2 separate regions of the Homo sapiens genome follow, and region 1 is linked to region 2. A link is an interaction called in ENCODE POLR2A ChIA-PET data of the cell type or tissue named here. Cell type or tissue: A673. All regions are shown on one strand. Links, peaks and the distances in the headings refer to the core of each region. The heading gives the core; the rest is flanking DNA. Region 1 has its middle 6.6 kb from the start of C1orf216. Region 2 holds the start of LOC105378647 (a long non-coding RNA gene).

What was found. ChIA-PET counts read pairs that join two places held together with the same protein. Peaks named below come from ENCODE experiments on the same cell type or tissue, not always from the same donor. Only the 100,000 strongest peaks of a DNase experiment are listed, where the experiment ranks them.
Region 1: POLR2A ChIA-PET joins it to region 2 with 6 read pairs; 2 of 35 experiments call an interaction of 5 or more read pairs at or near these places.

What each region holds. Positions count from the first base shown.
Region 1 is chr1:35,722,830-35,728,206 of GRCh38, reverse strand. It overlaps a transcript of CLSPN not described here. Among named protein-coding and RNA genes, the nearest start is that of C1orf216, 6.6 kb to the right of the region's middle. RefSeq lists a silencer at 2,266-2,449. In A673, for the core only: CTCF peaks have their summits at 958 and 1,168 (motif pointing right); DNase peaks (open chromatin) are centred at 1,196 and 2,366; H3K27ac peaks cover 427 bases.
Region 2 is chr1:36,018,246-36,023,622 of GRCh38, reverse strand. The region is part of intron 11 of AGO3 (argonaute RISC catalytic component 3); the gene reads right to left. It overlaps LOC105378647 (a long non-coding RNA gene), which reads left to right and starts at 1,962. Exons shown (of 3, transcript XR_001737972.2): 1 at 1,962-4,682. RefSeq lists an enhancer at 1-422. In A673, for the core only: no CTCF peak of the experiment used is centred there; no DNase peak of the experiment used is centred there.

The DNA of each region.
Region 1 (5,377 bases), core at 76-5,075, 300 kb after region 2:
GGGAGGCTGAGGTAGGAAATCACTTGAGCCTGGAGGTTGTGGCTGCAATGAGCCAAAACTGCAGCATTGCATTCCAGTCTGGGTGACAGAGTGAGACTGCCTCAAAAGAAAAAAAAAAAAAAAAAAAAAGCTTGTGGTTTTGTTACCTTGAGCAGCAACATTTTTAGGAAGGAATTAAAGCAGGAGGCTATTGAGGCATAGCTCTTGGCTGCCATAGAGGAAATGTTCTGGCTGAAAGCAGAAAGCAAGCCATCCAGTTCATACACATATGCACACACACAGAAGACAGCCAAGACCCTTTCTGGCCTGAGAAATCTTTGGCGGCAGCAATAGCACTTGTCCCATTGTGAGTGGCATTTTTTTCAAAGTGTCATTGGACTGTGAAAGCTACTTAATAACTTGATCTCATCTGAATAATCTGAGTTAATACTAGCTTCACAGTTGTGAGGATTAAATAAAAAAAAATTGTAAAGTGTCTGCCTCAAGGCCTGGCACAGAGTAAATCTCAACAAATGCTCGTTGAATGAATGAATCCATGAATCTGAGCATTAAGGCCCCCCTCACCGTTTCCAAGGATCAGTGCATAACAGCCCCGGTAACTGAGACTTGTAGACTGTCCCAACTGAGCCTGCAGCCTGAGGCATGATCTAAACCTGCTGTTCCTTTGACAAATATTTGATGAGTTATGGTGTGGAGGGTGGACCCTTCCATGAAGGCCTTGTTGGCCTAGCTGTTGGAAGCACTATGCAGACAGTCTTCCAGGGTGGGAATTGCCTCAGAGAGCACCTTGCCCAAGGTCAAGGATAGCCCACATTCAATGGCAACAGGTGTGTAACGGCCTGGCCTTCTTAGCTTATTTTGGGTCAACTCTGAAGGGCCATTCTAGCTTCAGAGCTCCCTGTGGGGTTGGCTGAGGCTGTCACTGGCTTGTCTTGTAGATCAGCCTCTTCCTCTGGCCACTCCTGCTCATTCTCATTCTTCCACAGCTGTTGATCCCAAAGGAGGTTCTTAATAAACATCCAGCACATTAAACAGTCTCAGAGTTGGCTTCCTGGGAAATCCAAGCTATGAATGCACTAGTCCTGGTGGCCAAGCCTTTAGAACAACAAAGAACGGAGACTCCTTTGCAATGGATTTCCAGCGTTGGAGGTGTGGATACTGTCTCTTTATGCCCACCAGAGGGCAGCAGCATCCTAGCCACCTGCCCTTCTGAGGCTCCAGGAGTGGGCTTGAAGCCTTTTCCCCGGCAACTTCACGCCCCACACCAGTATTGGGCAGGATCACCTCCCTTAGGGTGTTCACCCTCCTGACTAAAACAACAAAACTTTCTTAAACTGTCCAGGCCTTAGTTTTGTTAGTCTCAAGCTCCTGTACCACCATCACTGAAGGCCAATCAGTCTTCCTACTGTGCCCCTTCCCCTGCTCCTCGTCCGGCAAGCTCCGTGCCTGGGATCCCCCACCTCTCACACTTACCACCCACAATAGATTTGTTTTCTGTGTGACAAGGTAATTACAAGCTTGGGGCCAGTAGGCCCAGGGGCCAGTCTGAGGATGGTCACTTCATTCTGGCTCTCCCTGTTCTGCTAACGGTATTGATTTTCAGTTTTATTTATTATGATGATGTGTGTGTGTGATCTGGCCCTGGTGACATGACATATGGAGGCAAGAGGGCGAGAGCAAATTTCCTTTTGTCACAATTTGACTTCTTGAAACCGCACCCCCACCACCACCACCCAGCATTGTTTATTTACAGGTTTTAGCATCTTTGCTTACCTGTCTTCATTCTGTCCCCTCATCCCCAAAGATTTCTAAGAGATTCTTCTGGGAATTGGAGCCAGATGGATGTGACTACAAGAAGGAGGAAAGGGTCTGGGAAGAGGAGTGACAGCAGCAAGCATACTACCTTTTGTTAGCAGCCATTAACTCATCCAGCAAACATTTACTACATTCCCATCACCTGTCAGTTACTTCTAGGCTAAGCTCCCCAACTCCCTGCTGGGGGCCATCCTGGAGACAGGTTTTGCTATGCGCTTTTTTTTTTTTTTTTTTTTTTTGTCTGCATCTGTTTCTATGGGTGTGTGAGGAAAACCTGGCCAGAAAGCTTTGAGAGAGTGAGATTGAGTTTGGGTGCAACCAACTCAAAGAACGATGCTTGCCTGAATTTAAGGCTACTTAAGGCCTCCCGTAATGTAGTCTACTTCCTTACGAGGAAGAGGAAGGGCAAGCTTGAGGCAAAACATTACAAGTGGGAGGGGGCACTCTGAACTGCAATGATTGCCGTGGGAATCAGCTGAGGCTGAGGGCGATTTGTGGGGCCATGTTTCCCCAGCCTGTCTTCTCTGTGCGTGCCAGGAGAATGAATAAATCATTGTTCAGGGGCGGGATGCAGCTGCCGAGCTCCTCCCCTCGGCACATGCCCCAACTCCAGCTCCTCCATTGAGGGCTGCTGGAGCAGAGCGGTTTATACACCCAGCTCCCCAAATCCTATTGAGGCCTCCCCCTCCGCACGAGCCACCGGCTCCAAGCCCATTCAGGCTGGCCCTTTGTGCTGGGGGTTAAGTGGTTACATGTGGGGGGCACCCAGAAAGGAACTGTCAGGCCTTGAAAGGCTGTGCTGATACAGTGCCCTCCTACTGATGAATGGGGTGGGTGGAGGAGAGGTGGGCGGCCGGAGGGTGGGGTGGGGGAGAGGGCATGGGGATTATGGAGCCCACAGAGGCAGCTGCTAGGAAGGGGGTGGAACAGGCACCCCCTTCTCTCTTTCCTCCTTCACTTCAGCTTCTCCGTCTAGCTTACTCCCTCTGTTGTGGGCACTGGATGATCAAGAGCCTTGGGACCTTGGATTTGGCTTTTCTGATGTCCTGGTGACCGCTTGAGTGCACTGGAGAGAAAGAATTTATATTACCTTTCATTCTTCCAGCAGCTCCGAAAAGACCTGTTTCTCCCTTTTCCCTTGGAAGGGGTGGGTGAGAAGGGGAACAGTGTTGGGGACAGGGGGAGGATTCATTTCCTAGGTTCATCTGGTGCAGTGGATTTGCAGCTGTGCCCTGCCGAACTTTTAAAAGCTTCTCTGAAGTTCCCTCGGAGCCCTTAGGTGGAGGGTTTAGGGGAAGACAGATCTCAAACTGGATATATTGGAAAGATTTTGTTGAGGAAAAAGAAATTACTTCAAGGCTCTAAAAATGCTTTAAAACTTCTAATTGAATGTACCGCCTTGTCATTTTACAGCTGGGAAAACAGCCAAAATGGAAGATAGGGGAATGGGCATATTTTACCTAAGGTAAACACATAGTAATTTCTTGATAGACTAAAGAGGCACTTTACCTTTAAGAAGCAGTAGAGAAATGGATGAACAAAACAAGTAGGTCATCAGCTTCCTAGGCCTTCCTTTCCCAAGATGAACCAATTCTGGGGAATAATGTTCGTTCCAATCTGCCTTAATGGCTCTTTGGCATGTCAAAGGTCCTCTGGGGTTGTGCCTGGTCTTGGGAGCCCAAGTGACAATGTTCACCACTATGTTATTGAACAATTTTTAAGGCATATTATTTTATTTAGCCCAAAAAGGTTAAAATGATTTGATTTGCCTAAGTTCCCAAAGCCATGTGGGGAAGTTGACAGATGATGTGACCTCAGGAAGAGAGAAGAAAGCAGGTTAGCAACGTAGTTTGTAATCCAGGATCGTGCTTTGTTCTGATATGGAAACTCTGAGGGCTTCCTCAGTTACTTCCCTGCTGTCCCCAGGATGGAGCCCAAGCTCCTTGGGATGGTGTCAAGAACTTTCACAACTGGGCCAACTTTATCTTCTAGCCTCACCTTACCTCCATTTCCCACCGAGCTCCAGCCACACTGGCCTACGGGGTGTTTCCTGAACTCACTCTGAAAATGCAGTCTCCTATGCCTTCTCTTGCTTTCTCTTGGTGAGCTCTTATTCATCCCTCAAGGCCTGGCTCAAATATCACCTCTGTGCTAGCTGGGTTTAGTGGCTCATGCCTGTAATCCCAGAATGTTGGGAGGCCAAGGTGGGAGGATCACTTAAGGTTGGGAGTTCGAGACCAGCCTGGGTAACATAGCAAGACTCCCATCTCTTAAAATAAAAAAAATCACCTCTGTGAAGCCTTTCCTTACCCTTTTCTGGGCTTACTACTTTTGCCTCCTGGCTCTGTTGCAGGGCCCATTACATTGTTATAGCCCACTCTTCTGTCTATTCCTTTTCTTTGAGACAGGGTCTGGCTCTGTCACCCAGGCTAGAGTGCCGTGGTGTGATCTTGGCTCACTGCAACCTCTGCCTCCCAAGTTCAAGCAGTTCTCGTGCCTCAGCCTCCCAAGTAGCTGGGATTACAGGCGTGTGCCACCATGCCCGGCTAATTTTTGTATTTTTAGTAGAGACGGGGTTTCACCATGTTGATCAGGCTGGTCTCAAACTCCTAGCCTCCAGTGATCTGTCCGCTTCGGCCTCCCAAAGTGCTGGAATTACAGGCATGAGCCAACACACCATGACTTCTGTTTCCCTTTCTAAACAAGGAGCTCCCCAAGACCACGACCAGTTCTGATTCTGCTCTGAATTCCCAACACAGTACCTGGCACAAAGTAAGCACTCTGTAACTGTATGATACATGTAAATGAATGGGTGGGAAGGGACAAGGTCTTTGAAGCTGAAACACCTTGATCTTACCCACCCCTTTCTTCCTGAGAATACTGATATTGAGAAATTATCCACCTATGAATAACCCTTAGGCCTGTCCTATTTCCTGGATGAGAAATTCCTCTCATCTTCTCTGGTCTCCTTGCCTGACACCCCAGGCCCTGGGACCTGGATCTGGCTACTCACTGCTAGCCTCTCTTGGCTCTGACATCTGTTTGCCAAGAGGCTTACCCGCTGTCCATCATTGGGTCTTGATGGCATGGCCTTTTGCAAAGCCCTGTTCAGGCTGATACTGGCCATCTCTGGAGGTTTCTGTGTCCTTGCCACTTAAGTTCCTGGCATATATGTGGGTAGGTGAACCCAGCCACAGATACCCTTTCACTTGGGGGTGAATTATTCTCTGGTGTCCTCACTGGAAAAGCCTCTGGCAAATGAATAACAGGCATCTCTATAGCTGCTTTTTTGTCTTCCTGTGGACATGGACATCCCTGCATTTGGAGCTTTTTTTTCTTCAGGTTTTGAGCTCTGAAAATTATGGAGTGACCAGGACTGCTGTGTGAGCACTGACTGTATTAATTATACAGTGCTAGAATATTCCATACAACACTGCCCTTGATTAACAAAACTGGCTACAGGCTGGGTGTGGTGGTTCACGCCTGTAATCCCAACACTTTGGGAGGCCGAGGTGGGCAGATCACTTGAGGCCAGGAATTTGAGACCAGCCTGGGCAACATA
Region 2 (5,377 bases), core at 149-5,148:
AATAAAATGCAGCCAACTGTTGAAACCATGTTCAAATAAGGCAAGTATCAAGCTGTAAGCAATCCAGCTGTTTCTGTACTTCAGTTTCATTTTCTGTACATCACTTTCCTTTTTCTGTACATAAGTCTTCAACCATGTGGTAGTGCCAGAGTCTCTTTGAACCTATTCTGGTTCTAAGGGCTGCCTGATTTGTGAATCACTGTTTCCTCAATTAAACTCTGTTAAATTTAATTTGTCTAGTTTTTCTTTTAACAGATGGTGTCAGAAGTGGGATCCGAAGTAGAACCTCTAGCAATCCCCAGAAGCACTGAGTGACGAAGCATGGTACCAGTCAGACTCTCTGTGTCCATTCCTCTCTTGCAGCAACTGGGGATTGTGGGTAAGCTCTCAGATTCTGAAGCTCCATGGATTTGTGTTTTGAGTTATCTGAATTTGTTTGAGCAAATTTTAAAATCTGAAATGGGTTCAGAAGTCATGACAGAAACTGGACCAGGTCCAGAATCAGACTGGATCTGATAATTAACTGACTTGGATTCAGTTAGAGGCCTTGGATGTTTAACTGAGTCAGGAAGAAACTGGCAGTTAATGGCAAATAAGAAGGTGTGAACTTTGGCTTTTGGAAATTCACAGAGATTTTTGTGCTCTATGTCTATGCCCTTTGTTTCTCTTTTTTTTTTGTTTTTTTTTTTGTTTTTTTTTTTGAGACGGAGTCTCACTGTTGTTGCCTGGGCTGAAGTGCAATGGAGCGATCAAACCTCTGCTTCCCAGGTTCCAGCAATTCTCCTGACTCTGCCTCCCGAGTAGCTGAGATTACAGGTGTCCACCACCAGGCCCGGCTAATTTTTGTATTTTTAGTAGAGATGGGGTTTCACCATGTTGGCCAGGCTGGTCTCGAACTCCTGACCTCAGGTAATCCACCCGCCTCGGCCTCCCAAAGTGCTGGGATTACAGTCGTGAGCCACTGCGCCCAGCCTATGCCCTTTGTTTCTTTTTCTTGTGTGTTTAGGCATGGAAAAATCATTGGATGATCAATGGGATCTGACAGCCAAAGCCAAGATTCAAGGGAAAATGGGATCCTTAATTTCTGAAGAACTGAGTATTCTACCTTACAGCTATGCCTAGCTATACACTCATAAATGTTAGGACCCTAAAGCAGCAAACACTTACTGAAATGGTGAAATCTCACTTTATGTAATTTAAAATTATAGTAGAACATTCAAAATGAATAATACTGCACTTTAAGAAGTCTATTTACAAATGAGGGCTCTAGGTTCATGCCTATAATCCTAGTACTTTGGGTGGCCGAAGCAGGAGGATCACTTGAGTCCAGGAGTTTGAAACTAGCCTGGGCAACATAGTGAGATTTTGTCTCTACAAAAAAAGAAAAAAAGTTAGCAGAGCATAGTGGCAAGTCCCTGTGGTCCCAGCCACTTGGGAGGCTGACATAGGAGGATCACTTAAGCCTGAGAGGCTGAGGCGCAGTGAGCCATGGTCACGCCACTGCACTCCAGCCTGGGCAAAAGAGTGAGGCCCTATGTCAAAAAAAAAAAAAAAAAAAAAGGCCCCCAACTTAGTTTCATCCAAGGATGCGGATGCCTATTAATGTGCAGAAGCTTCTAATAAGATTTCAATATTTTTATTCCCTCTTTTAAAAGATTTTCTATAAAAGGCAAATAAAAAGCTTCAGTAACAGCAAAATATTTTTGTTCACCTTTTGAGTAAACTGCACAAAAAAAAAGAGAGAGGAAAGAAGGAGAGATAGATTCTGTATCATATTGTCTTTTTCAGGTCTGTTGACTAGAAAATTGAGTCTCCTCTCTATCAAATAATAAAGGTTTTGCTTTTAAAAAACCTTTTAATGATCACCTTGGCTAAATGAATGACTTATTTCACAGTGACCTGTGATCCTATTTGGGCCAAGTGTTTTCAATCTTTGACATATTGGACAAGCTTCCCCAAATCAAATTTCAAATTCAAAATTAAGTCTTTTTTTGACCTCAAATTAACTTTGGGATGTTACAGAGGTCCCCTACAACAGTCAAAAGAGATAATAAACAGGCTTATTTTATACGTAAAATTACATGAGAAACAGTGTCAAATAAGAAGTGATGTTTAAACTCCATCGAGTTATATTTTTATAAATATTAATATATATTCCAAAATTGTATAAGATTATGAAAATTCTCATGTATCTCAGTATATGTTATCAGACATAATTATGGTTATTACGTTAAACTATTGTAGGCCACAGAAATAACCAAATTTCCTTCTCAATTGTGTCTTTATGACCATTTAAAGTCATTTCCACAGTTAATTACTTAATTCTAAAGCAGTTTCTAATATTAGGTTGGTGCAAAAGTAATTGCGGTTTCTGCTGTTCAAAGTAATGGCGGCTGGGCGCAGTGGTTCACGCCTGTAATCCTAGCATTTTGGGAGGCTGAGGTGGGCAGATCACAAGGTCAGGAGTTCGAGACCAGCCTGGCCAACATGATGAAACCCCATCTCAACTAAAAATACAAAAAATTAGCCAGGCATGGTGGCACACACCTGTAATACCAGCTACTCGAGAGGCTGAGGCAGGAGAACTGCTTGACCCTGGGAGGCAGAGGTTGTAATGAGCCGAGATTGTGCCACTGCATTCCAGCCTGGGTGACAGAACGAGACTCCGTCTCTAAATAAATAAATAAATAAATAAAGTAATGGCAGGCTGGGTGCAAGTGGCTCACCCCTGTAATCCCAGCACTTTGGGAGGCCAAGGTTGGTAGACCACTTGAGGTCAGGAGTTCGAGACTAGTCTGGCCAACAAGGTGAAACCCATCTCTACTAAAAATACAAAAAAATTAGCAAGGCATGGTGGCATGCGCCTGTAGTCCCAGCTACTCGGGAATCTGAGGCAGGAGAATAGTTTCAACCAGGAAGGAGGAGGTTGCAGTGAGCCGAGATAGCACCACTGCACTCCAGCTTGGATGACAGAGCGAGATTCCGTCTCAATAAATAAATAAATAAATAAATAAATGTATGGCAGTTATTAAAAATAACTTCACAAGCAAATAAAATCCTATTTTGTCTTCAAGGAGGTTAATGGAAAAGATGAAATGGACCTTGGTAAGCACTCCTGAAGATAGGTTTCTGGTAACTTTAGGATCATATCGTTTGGACTGAGTAAGAATTACCAGAACCATATTGAAGAGACAGAGTGATATATAAAACTGCTAACTCAAGCAGCACAAGAATTAAATGAATACCAAGAAAATACTTGGCCAGATTTTCATGCTAACTCAGTCAGTACTGAAACTATTAAGATACATAATTTGAATGAACTCCATGGTCCAGGTCAAACTACCTATGATAACCCATCTAATAAACAGTGCTGTGCACCTCCATTGGAGAAAGAAAATTGCTATGTAAGAGGATACAATTCCAGTGTTAAGCATGGACTCATGGAGAGAGACTGGACAGCCGGCTGCCTGCTCCTTCCTGAGTCCTTAAAAATTCCATTACTAGAAGCTGTATTCCATGATTCATCAAGGAAGAGATAAAATGTATATACTGGCCGGGCATGGTGGCTCACACCTGTAATCCCAGCACTTTGGGAGGCCAAGGTGGGCTGATCACCTGAGGTCAGGAGTTTTAGACCACCTGGGCCAACACGGTGAAAGCCTGTCTCTACTTAAAAAATACAAAAAATTAGCTGGGTGTGGTGGCAGGTACTTGCAATCCCAGCTACTTGGGAGGCTGAGGCACAAGAATTGCTTGAACCCGGGAGGTGGAAGTTGCAGTGAGCCGAGATCGCACCACTGCACTCTAGCCTGGGTGACAGAGTGAGACTATGTCTCAAAACAAACAAACAAACAAACAAACACCTTACATATATATTGGTGTTGTGACTGTTCTAAATTGCTAAAATGGTTTATGACCAATGTATAGTTTGTCAAACCCATAATCTTGAGAAGACAACCAAAACTTCAGGTACCTTTCTGCTACATCTGAACACTTTACAGAGGGATTTCATTCAATTGTGATTTTCAGTGCATATTTTCTGGTTGTACAGGAGCTTTCTCATACAAGTGGGCTGATGCTATAACAGCAGCTAAAAGGTTATTAGGAAATGTGTTTCTCTCATAGAACATTGCTGAAGAAATCTCCAGTGATAGAGATACTTGCCTCACTGGACTGGCTGTAAAACAGTTAAATAAGGTATTACAGATATAAGAGCATTAGGCAAAACTAACTGAATAATCTGGATTGCCTTGGTCAAAGATGTTTCAGATTGATGACAAACAGATCCACTTCCATGGGAAAACAAAAGTTGAACCCTTATGAAATAGTCACTGGAAGGCTTATGCTCCTAATAACAGAACCTTCTGTATCTTATGCTCCTAAACCTTAACGTGACTAAATGCTGCAAGGCTGTAATGTATTATGCCAAAGTGTATTTTCACCAGGTAAAGAAAGCTTTTCATGGACCACTGACTCAGGACAAGCAAACCCTTCATGATATAGAATTCAGAGGCTGGATCTTTTGGAAACACATCAGAGAAAGACTCCCCTTGTCACCCACACTGCAGCGAAACTTCAGGACCCTGAAGCTTGGGTTTGTAATCTCACAACTTAGAAAGGCCCACCCAGACTCTTGGAACCACACACCCATCAGAGGGAGAACTTAAGGTAAAGCTAATGAGGTAAGTTTCTCCCGAGAAGCAGATGGCCTCCTAGATGTGGACAGATTTCCCAAGATTGTGGATCAAGACTTCTCTGCTATCATGAGGCTTTTGGCTCTCAATTTTTTCCAAGTTCATGCCTGTTATGAACAACTAAACTGAAAAAGGGGTCTCTTGTGTACACTCACAAGGTATACTTTTATTTGTGAAGGATAAAAAAAACCTCATATTGGCCAGGTGTGGTGGCTCATGCCTGTAATCCCAGCACTTTGGGAGGCCAAGGCGGGTGAATCACGAGGTCAGGAGATCGAGACCATCCTGGCCAACATGGTGAAACCCCATCTCTACTAAAATACAAAAAATTAGCCAGGCATGGTGGCACATGCCTGTAGTCCCAGCTACTCAAGAGGCTGAGGCAGGGGAATTGCTTGAACCCGGGAGATGGAGGTTGCAGTGAGCCAAGATCACAGCCTGGTGACAGAGCAAGACTCCGTCTCAAAACAAAAACCAAAAAACAAAAAAAAACAAAAACCCTCACACACAGAGAAGTTTACGCCTTGATAGAGGGAAGATGAAGGGCCAATGTGGGTGAGAAATTTTAATGGTACCTTTTTTGCTTCATAATCAGTCAGAAACAGAGCACTGGTCAACTCCTCTTAACCTACATCATAATTTAAAGAGAAAATTGTCGGCCAGGCATGGTGGCTCACAACTGT